Linked DNA regions of Homo sapiens: region 2 is linked to region 1. Evidence: read pairs that join two places in POLR2A ChIA-PET (ENCODE). Cell type or tissue: OCI-LY7. All regions are shown on one strand. Links, peaks and the distances in the headings refer to the core of each region. The heading gives the core; the rest is flanking DNA.

Evidence for each region. ChIA-PET counts read pairs that join two places held together with the same protein. Peaks named below come from ENCODE experiments on the same cell type or tissue, not always from the same donor. Only the 100,000 strongest peaks of a DNase experiment are listed, where the experiment ranks them.
Region 2: POLR2A ChIA-PET joins it to region 1 with 13 read pairs; 13 of 35 experiments call an interaction of 5 or more read pairs at or near these places.

The regions. Positions count from the first base shown.
Region 1 is chr20:3,824,565-3,828,950 of GRCh38, forward strand. It overlaps AP5S1 (adaptor related protein complex 5 subunit sigma 1), which reads left to right. Exons shown (of 3, transcript NM_018347.3): 3 at 1-4,274. Among named protein-coding and RNA genes, the nearest start is that of AP5S1, 6.2 kb to the left of the region's middle. In OCI-LY7, for the core only: CTCF peaks have their summits at 1,131 (motif pointing right) and 1,333; no DNase peak of the experiment used is centred there.
Region 2 is chr20:3,894,822-3,899,207 of GRCh38, forward strand. All of the region lies in intron 1 of PANK2 (pantothenate kinase 2), which reads left to right. Among named protein-coding and RNA genes, the nearest start is that of PANK2, 7.6 kb to the left of the region's middle. RefSeq lists a silencer at 1,481-1,775 and an enhancer at 2,792-3,021. In OCI-LY7, for the core only: no CTCF peak of the experiment used is centred there; no DNase peak of the experiment used is centred there; H3K4me3 peaks cover 1,744 bases; H3K27ac peaks cover 1,616 bases.

The DNA of each region.
Region 1 (4,386 bases), core at 188-4,187:
ACCTTCCTCCATCCCTGCCAGCCGATAGTGCTAGGGTGAGGAGCTGCCTGGAGCTCACCCCGCTCTTCTTCCAAACCCACAGTCAAGGCCAGGCGCGGTGGCTCACGCCTGTAATCCCAGCACTTTGCGGGGCTGAGGTGGTTGGACCACCTCAGGTCGGGAGTTCAAGACCAGCCTGGCCAACATAGTGAAACCCCATCTCTACTAAAAATACAAAAATTAGCTGGGTGTATGGCGCCCACCTGTAATCCTAGCTGCTCAGGGGGCTGAGTCATGGGAATCACTTGAACCTGGGAGGCAGAGTTTGCAGTGAGCCGAGAGTGCGCCACTTCACTCCAGCCTGGGCAACAGAGTGAGACTCCATCTCAAAAAAAAAAAAAAAATCCCACAGTCATCGAAACACAAAAGGGGTCTCAGACTCCCCTGAGGGTGGAGGAGCTGTGCCTGCATGCTGGCAGGCCACAGCCCCTGGCTTTGTGCCCACTTAGGCAGTATTATCAACAAGGTCCTGCTCAGTGTCCAGCCCCCGCTGAGTTCAGAAATGCATCTGCCAATCAGCAGCAGGATTCTGCAGCTCCTTTTGTGCCAAGCCCGTTCCCACCAGGCAGGCTCGAGATAAAGTCATCACAGCCTTCCCTCATCTGCAGGGAGAGAAGTTGCTGTCAGATGAATGTGAGCAGTCTAGCCTGGATGACATATTTTTCGTTTTGAATTAAAAGCACTGGCTGTGTGATTTTACCCTCTTTCTGTGAGTTTGATGCGTGCATCCTGCTCCTATGAGTGAGTGCCTCTCTGGATGGCCCCAAAGCTGCGTGTCTGAGCTTTCGTGGTCAAGGATCCCCCTAGGAGGCTTCTTGGGATGCCTCCATCTCTCATCCCCACCTCACCTCTGTCTCCTTAGAGGCCTCCTTTGGATGGTGGCACACATTTCTCCACCAAAGTATATGTCACAGGTGGCAGGTGGCTGTGGCAGAGCCGTCTGAGAAGCAGTGCTTGGGCTGAGAATTGGTGCGAGTGGTTTATGTGGGGTGGGCGGTGATCCCGGGAAGCAGGAAGGGGACACAGTCCTCGTGAATGCTTGTCAAGCCTATTAGGACTGTGGTAGGGAGCTGAGTGCCTCTAGGGGGCTGCACACAGCAGTTGCCTCTGAATTACCTCACCTGAGAGGTGGCGGCTGTGGGTGTTTGCCTACTGCCTTTAGTCAGTGGTTACAGGTTGATCCCAGGGTGCATACATTCCCTGGCTCTTTCTGCCCCTGAGAAAAAGCCTTCAGGCAATGTGGAGCTGGGCCTGCCTGCACCATGTTGAGTCCCAAAGGGATATGGGTGGGGTACCAAAAGTCGGTGGTTAGGAGGTCTTCAATCAGCAGCTTCTAGTGAAGGTTTAAACTTACTCAGTTGGGGGCGGGGGGTGGGGGAAAAACCACTTCAGTTTACATTGATTTTCATGATCTTCCTGTTACCAAGGAAGGTGAGGCTTTCTTGGCAGAACGAGCCTCCTAGGTGCTCAGCTCTCATGCTTGCCATCCATCAGTTGCCCTTTAGCATCCAGGATGGACCCAACTACACCCACTTTGGAGGCAGCACTGATGATTAGCCCTTCCAAGTCCATGGCCAAGGCCACCAGCCATGCCAGGCCTTCTACCACCACTGTCAACATAATTGGGATGAGGCCACCTTTTCCATTTTATGGTGCCACAAACCACCTTGACCATGAAGACCTAAAGGGATGTTACTCTGTGTGTGTGGCCAAGTCCCACCAGTGGAAATGTCCCACAGGCCTCTAGTAGGGACACCCCTTCCCTATACATTCTGTTCTCCTGGCCCACCCCTCACCCCAGGCTGGCGGTCCTGGTGGATTGGCTGTGTTCTCAGGGAACAGGCCATTTTGTCCTCTATGGAAAGGCTCAAGCTTACTGATCTGAATTCTTTCTGCCTTTTTTTCAAACGGAACTTAAGGAAGAGGTTGAGACTCTGCTCCCCTGGGAGCTGTGGGAAGTTGAGGTTAGGCGTGGCTGGTGGCCTGGTTCTCATGAGGTGGGGCAAACTGATGGACAAGAGAATAGTAGAGACTGAGACCACACCGTGGGGCTGCTGAGCTCCAGTTCCTGTCCAGCTGGACCAGGGTTTTCTTAACCAGATGAGCTTGCCCAGCACCCTTCCCACACTTCACACTTCTGCCCCAGCCTCTTGGGCTGGGTTTCCACCACAATTTATGCTCACCATATATTTATCGAGCCTCCCTTGGGCCTGATGCTCTGCTGGGTGCAATGCAGGATACAGAATGACCCCAAAGTTCCAGGAGAGACAGAGCTAAGGCCAGGTGACTGCAGATGACTGCAAAGCAGCAATGGTTTGAGCATCCCTGAATTGCTGCTCACAAGTGCTTTAAACACCTAAAGGAAGAAGGGGCACTTCAGTGACGAAGGCCAAGTGAAGGAGCCAGGATTTAGAACTAAAAGTGAGATGGCTATGGAAGCAAACTTGCCTCCCTCTCCAAGCCTCTTCCCTTTCTTCTCCCTGCCCCAGGAACCCTGGCCAAACCACATATCCCTCAGCTTCTTGAGAGAACTAGAGACTTTGAGCAGCTAGTAGTGTTACCAGTGTACCTCCACAAACACTCCTGGGACAACAGATGATGACAGGAGGGCAGTAGAGCCCAGAGAAGAGAGCTTACCTGGAAGGAGGAAGAAGTCACAGGTTTTGTTTTGTTTTGTTTTAGGCGGAGTTTCTCTTTGTTGCCCAGGCTGGAGTGCAGTGGCGCAATCTCGGCTCATTGCAAGCTCCGCCTCCCAGATTCACGCCATTCTGTCTCAGCCTCCCAAGTAGCTGGGACTACAGGTGCCTGCCACCACGTCCGGTTAAGTTTTTCTATTTTTAGTAGAGACGGGGTTTCACCGTGTTAGCCAGGTTGGTCTACATCTCCTGACCTTGTGATCCGCCCGCCGTGGCCTCTCAAAGTACCGGGATTATAGGCGTGAGCCACCACGACTGACTGGCATGAAGTCACAGGTTTTAAGGCAGGAACTGGCCTGCATGTATGTGGGTCACTGATTGGGTCACATACACTGCATGTATGTGAGCCCTGGGATGGGATTGGATCATCTTGTCTCCTTTAGGGCAGGGTGTTTTTTTCTAGCCCTGTGGTGCTGCGCACTGTCCAGCATCCCCCCAGGGCTCAATGTTTTCTTTTCTTTTTCTTTTTTTTTTTTTTTTGAGATGGAGTCTCACTCTGTTGCTCAGGCTGGAGTGCAGTGGTGCAATCTTGGCTCACTGCAACCTCTGCCTCCTGGGTTCAAGCAATTCTACCGCCTCAGCCTCCCAAGTAGCTGGGATTACAAGCATGTGCCACCATGCCTGGCTAATTTTTGTATCTTTAGTAGAGACAGGGTTTCACCGTGTTGGCCAGGCTGGTCTCGAACTCCTTACCTCAGGTGATCCACCCATATTGGCCTCCCAAAGTGCTGAGATTACAGGTGTGAGCCACCATGCCTGGCCTCAATCTTTTCTTTTAAACAATTATTCCTATATTTTATTGTAATGCAGTTAACCGTGTTTGTCAGATTCAATACTCTGTGACCCGTTAACCAAGTCTCTGTATGTTTATTACTGCAATTCAAGTGGCCGTGACCGTTTTCTTAAATATACTTTATTTGTTTAGTGCAATTTTAGGTTCACAGTAAAACTGAGCAGAGGGTACAGAGAGTTCTCATTTACTCCCTGTCCCCACACATGCACAGCCTCCCTTATCACCAACACTGGGCACCAGAGTGGTCATTTGTTACAACTGATGGACCTTCATTGACACGTCACTATCACCAGAGTCCATAGTTTACATTAGGGTTCACTCTTGGGGTGGTACATTCTATAGGTTTGGATGTATTTTCAGTGACATGCATCTACCATTATAGTATCATACAGAAGAGTTTCCCTGCCCGAACAGTCCTCTGCTGCACCTGTTCATTCTTCCCTCCCCTCAACCCCTAGCAACCATTGATCCTTTTACTGCTTCCATAGTTTTGCCTTTTCCAGAATGTTGTGTAGTTAGATTCATACTGTATATGTAGCCTTTTCAGATTGACTTCCTTCACTTAGTAATGTACATTTAAGATTCCTTCAAGTCTTTTCATGGCTGAATCATGAGCTTGACAGCTCATTTTGGAAGTACTGCTGAATAGTATTCCATTATGTGGATGTACATTATCTGTTCACCTACTGAAGGACATCTTGGTTGCTTCCAAGTTTTGGCAATTATGAATACAACTGCTACAAACATTTGTGTACAGGTTTTTGTGTGAACATAAGTTTTCAACTCCTTTGGGAGTATAAATACTCATAAATACCAAGGAATATGAGTCCTGGATTCTGTGGTAAGAGTATGTTTCAT
Region 2 (4,386 bases), core at 313-4,312, 70 kb after region 1:
GGGACTAAAAATCGTCCCCTTATGCAGCTGTGTAAAATGGTACAGTATATTACTTTAGGGGCCATGTGTAAGAATCATGCAGTTGGATAATATGGTTGTTTAGTGTTGGTGTCCCTGCCTTCTATCTGGGGAGACCATAGCAGGAAGAGATGTATGTTGTTAAAAATATTTTGCTGACTGTGTATGCTGGCTCATTTCTGTAATCCTAGCACTGTAGGAGGCTGAGGTGGGAAGATCACTTGAGACCACGAGTTCAAGACCAGCTTGGGCAACATAGCCAGACCTCGTCTCTCCAAAAATAAAAAGGGCATGCATGGTGGCTCACACCTGTAATCCCAGCTACTCAGGACGCTGAGGCAGGAGAATCACTCGAACCCAGGAGGTGGAAGTTGCAGTGAGCCGAGATTGCGCCACTGCACTCCAGCCTGGGAGACAGGGCGAGACTCCATCTCAAATAAAATAAATAAATAAATAAATAAATAATAATAAACAAATTAGCAGAATGTCGTGGCACATGGTCGTAGTCCCAGCTACTTGGGAGGCTGAGACAGGAGGATTGCTTGAGCCCGGAGGATTGCTTGAGCCCGGAAGATTGAGGTTGCACTGAGCTATGATCATGCCACTGCACTCGAGCCTGGGCGACAGAGGGAGACCCTGTCTCCGTTTTTTTTTTTTTCTTTTTTTTTTTCTCAAAACATTTCAAAAAATAGGAGGAGGAAGATAGACTAGGCTATTGTAGAGCATCAGGCAATGAAAAGAATGGCTATTTTGATTATTTAAAAGAGCGGTGATGTTTTTTGGACTTAAAGTTTGTAGCCTTGTGAGCTTTTCTCAGGTTCATAATTTGGGGTATCTTCAGGCACTGTTCAGGTAAGACTGACTGGGATGTGAAAACTTTTCTAAATTGCGGCTTAAAGTTTGCTTTCTAAAAATGAAACCCATCTCAGTTTTTTAGTAGTTCGTTACATTTTGTGTGTTTATATTTCCTGAATGTAGAATTTGTTGTTGAATTTGCTGATTTTACGGTATGTGGTCTTTTATAAGTATCTAGTCCCTGAGTTTAAAACTATTTTGGGAATAAGAATAATTATTAAAGTACCTCTTTCAATGTTAGGCCAAGATATTGCTTTCCTAGAACAGCCTAGACATGGATTTGCGATGTCATTAACCATCTGTGGTCTGGTAAAAGTGTAGTTCATAATATTGGAAAATTGAGCACACTTTTAAAAGTAAACTGTGTGTTTCTTTTTTTTTTTTTGAGACGGAGTCTTGCTCTGTCGCCCAGGCTGGAGTGCAGTGGTGCGATCTTGGCTCACTGCAAGCTCCTTCTCCTGGGTTCATGCCCTTTCTCTTGGCTCAGCCTCCTGAGTAGCTGGGACTACAGGTGCCCGCCACCACGCCTGGCTAATTTTTTTTTTTTTTTTTTTTTTGTATTTTTAGTAGAGACGGGGTTTCACCATGTTAGCCAGGATGGTCTCTATCTCCTGACCTCGTGATCCGCCTGCCTTGGCCTCCCGAAGTGCTGGGATTACAAGCGTGAGCCACCATGCCCAGCCTACTGAACTATGTATTTCCCATTGGAAAGTGTGATGTTGTGAAATATATATATTGGTCTTTTGCCCATTTCCTGGCATACAACTCCTGAAATCCTTAGAAACTCCACAGTGATGTCCTTTTGTGTGCTAAGGAGTTAACTGATGGCTGGAAGCCTCTGGACTTAGTCATGGAAAGAACAAGACAGGATTAGAGGGTTGGGACTTTCACTCCTCTCCAGCCTCTGGGGAGGGGTGGGGGCTTGAAGGTTAAGTTGATCACCAGTGGACAGTGATTTAATCAATTATACCTACTAATGAAGCCTCCATTAAAAACCCAGGAGGACAGGGTTTGGAGAGCTTCTGGATGGCCAAACAAGAGGTTCCAGGAGGGTGCAGTGCCCGAGAGCACAGAAGTTCCGTGTCCCTCCCCTATACTGTGTACTATGCGTCTCTTCCTCTGAATCTTTTGAAATATCTTTATAATAAACCAGTAAATGTGTTTCTTAGGTTCTGTGATCCAGTCTAGCAAATTAATCCAAACCAAAGAGGGGTCATGCAAACTCCAACTTGAAGCCAGTTGATCAGAAGTTCTGGAGGCCCAGATTGGCAACTGGTGTCTGGCAGAGGTGTGGTGGAGGAGCAGTCTTGAGGGACTTAGCCCTCGACCTGTGGCATATGATGCTATCTCCAGGTACATAGTCGTTGGAATTGCATTGGAGGGCACCCAGCTGGTGAGTGCTGCAGAATTGGTTACTTGCTTTGTGTGTGGGCTCACAGAAGTCTTCTGTGTTGATCGTTGCTGTGGTGTGAGAGCAGAGGAAAAACTTTGTTTTTCCACACTCTTAAAGGATTTCAGTCGTTGAGACCTATTATGGGACCTTGTGCTTTGCATACGTTTTGAAATGTGGCCTAAGTCAAGTATAGGTTGTCTAGACTGAGTACCTTGGAGGTCTTAATATCAGGAAATATGTTAAGGGCTGTGAATAGACTGAAATATCTGAAAATTAATGGCCAGGACTCACTAACTAGAAGGCAGGGGCCTTCTCTTATCAGTGAGCTCTAGGCTGGATGTGTTAGCTCACGTCTGTAATCTCAGTACTTTGGGAGGCTGAGGCGGGTGGATCGCTTGAGCTTAGGAGTTTGAGACCAGTCCGGGCAACATGGTGAAACCTCGTCTCTACAAAAAATTAGCTGGTTGTGGTGGCCTGCACCTGTAGTCCAGCTACTTGGGAGGCTGAGGTGGGAGGATCACTTGAGCCAGGGAGGTTGAGGCTGCAGTGAGCCTGAACCTGGTGATTGTACCACTGTACTCTAGCCTGGATGACAGAGTGAGACTGTGTCTCTCAAAAAAACAAAAACGAAAACAAAACCTGGGTGCAGTGGCTCACGCCTATAATCCTAGCACTTTGGGAGGCCGAGGTGGGCGAATTAGTTGAGGTTACGAGTTCAAGACCAGCTTGGTCAACATGGTGAAACTGTCTCTACTAAAAATATGAAAACTAGCTGGGCATGGTGGTACGAGCCTGTAATCCCAGCTACTCGGGAGGCTGAGGCAGGAGAATCGCTTGAACAACTGGGAGGCGGAGGTTGCAGTGAGCTGAGGTCTGTCGCTGCACTCCATCTGAGCAACAGAGCGAGACTCCATCTCAAAAAAAAAAACCTCTTGGTTTTAATTGGTTATATTGGATTTTGTTTTTTGGAATCTGTTGAGATAATCATGATTTTTTTCCCTTCATCTTACTAATTGGAATTTCTAATGTAAAAGCCATTGCTGCATTACTGAGAAGAATCTCTTTTGGCTATGGCCTATTAATTTTACTGTACAACTAGATTCCATTTTTTATTTTATTATTTATTTATTTTGAGATGGAGTCTTTCTGTCACCCAGGCTAGAGTGCAGTGGCACGATCTTGGCTAACTGCAGTCTCTGCCTCCCGGGTTCAAGCAATTCTCCTGCCTCAGCCTCCTGATTATCTGGGATTACAGGCGCCCACCACCATGCCTGACTAATTTTTGTATTTTTAGTAGAGATGGGGTTTTACCATGTCGGCCAGACTGGTCTCGAACTCCTGACCTCAGGTCATCCACTCGCCTCGGCCTCCCAAAATGCTGGGATTATAGGCATGAGCTGCCTCGCCCTTAGGCTTTCTTGCTGAGTATATTTAATAAATATGTAAGGCTAGATGTTTCCGTTTAAGTACTACTTTGGGTATATCCTATTGGTTTCTATATATTGTATTCTCACTGTCATTCATTTAAAAATAAATTTTGTTTTGATTTCCTTTTTAATCCCAGAGTTAATAGTTTAAAAATTTCAAAGTAGATAGATTTATTTCTTTGTTTGTTGGATTAATTTCTAATTTTGAAGTTTTGCAGTAAGTGAATGTGACTTGTTCTTTGGAATTTGAAGTTCTTTAAGCTAGTGCAGTTAATTTTTGTGAGTGCTTTATGGGTTTTTAAAGGAATGTTTGCATGGTTTTGTTTGTTTTGGGAAACAGTCTTGCTGGTCTTGAGTGTTTTTTTTTGTTTGTTTGTTTTGGGAAACAGACTTGCTGTTGTCTAGGCTGGAGTGCAGTGGTGCGACCTCGGCTCACTGCACCCTCTGCCTCCCGGGTTCAAGTGATTCTCCTGCCTTAGCCTCCCGAGTAGCTGGAATTACAGGTGCCCACCACTGCACCTGGCTAATTTTTTATATTTTTAGTAGAGACGGGGTTTCACCATCTTGGCCAGGCTGGTCTCAAACTCCTGACCCCGTGATCCACCTGCCTCGGCCTCCCAAAGTGCTGGGATTACAGGCGTGAGCCACCGTGCCCAGCCGGGTTTTTTTTTTTTTGAGATGGAGTCTCGCTCT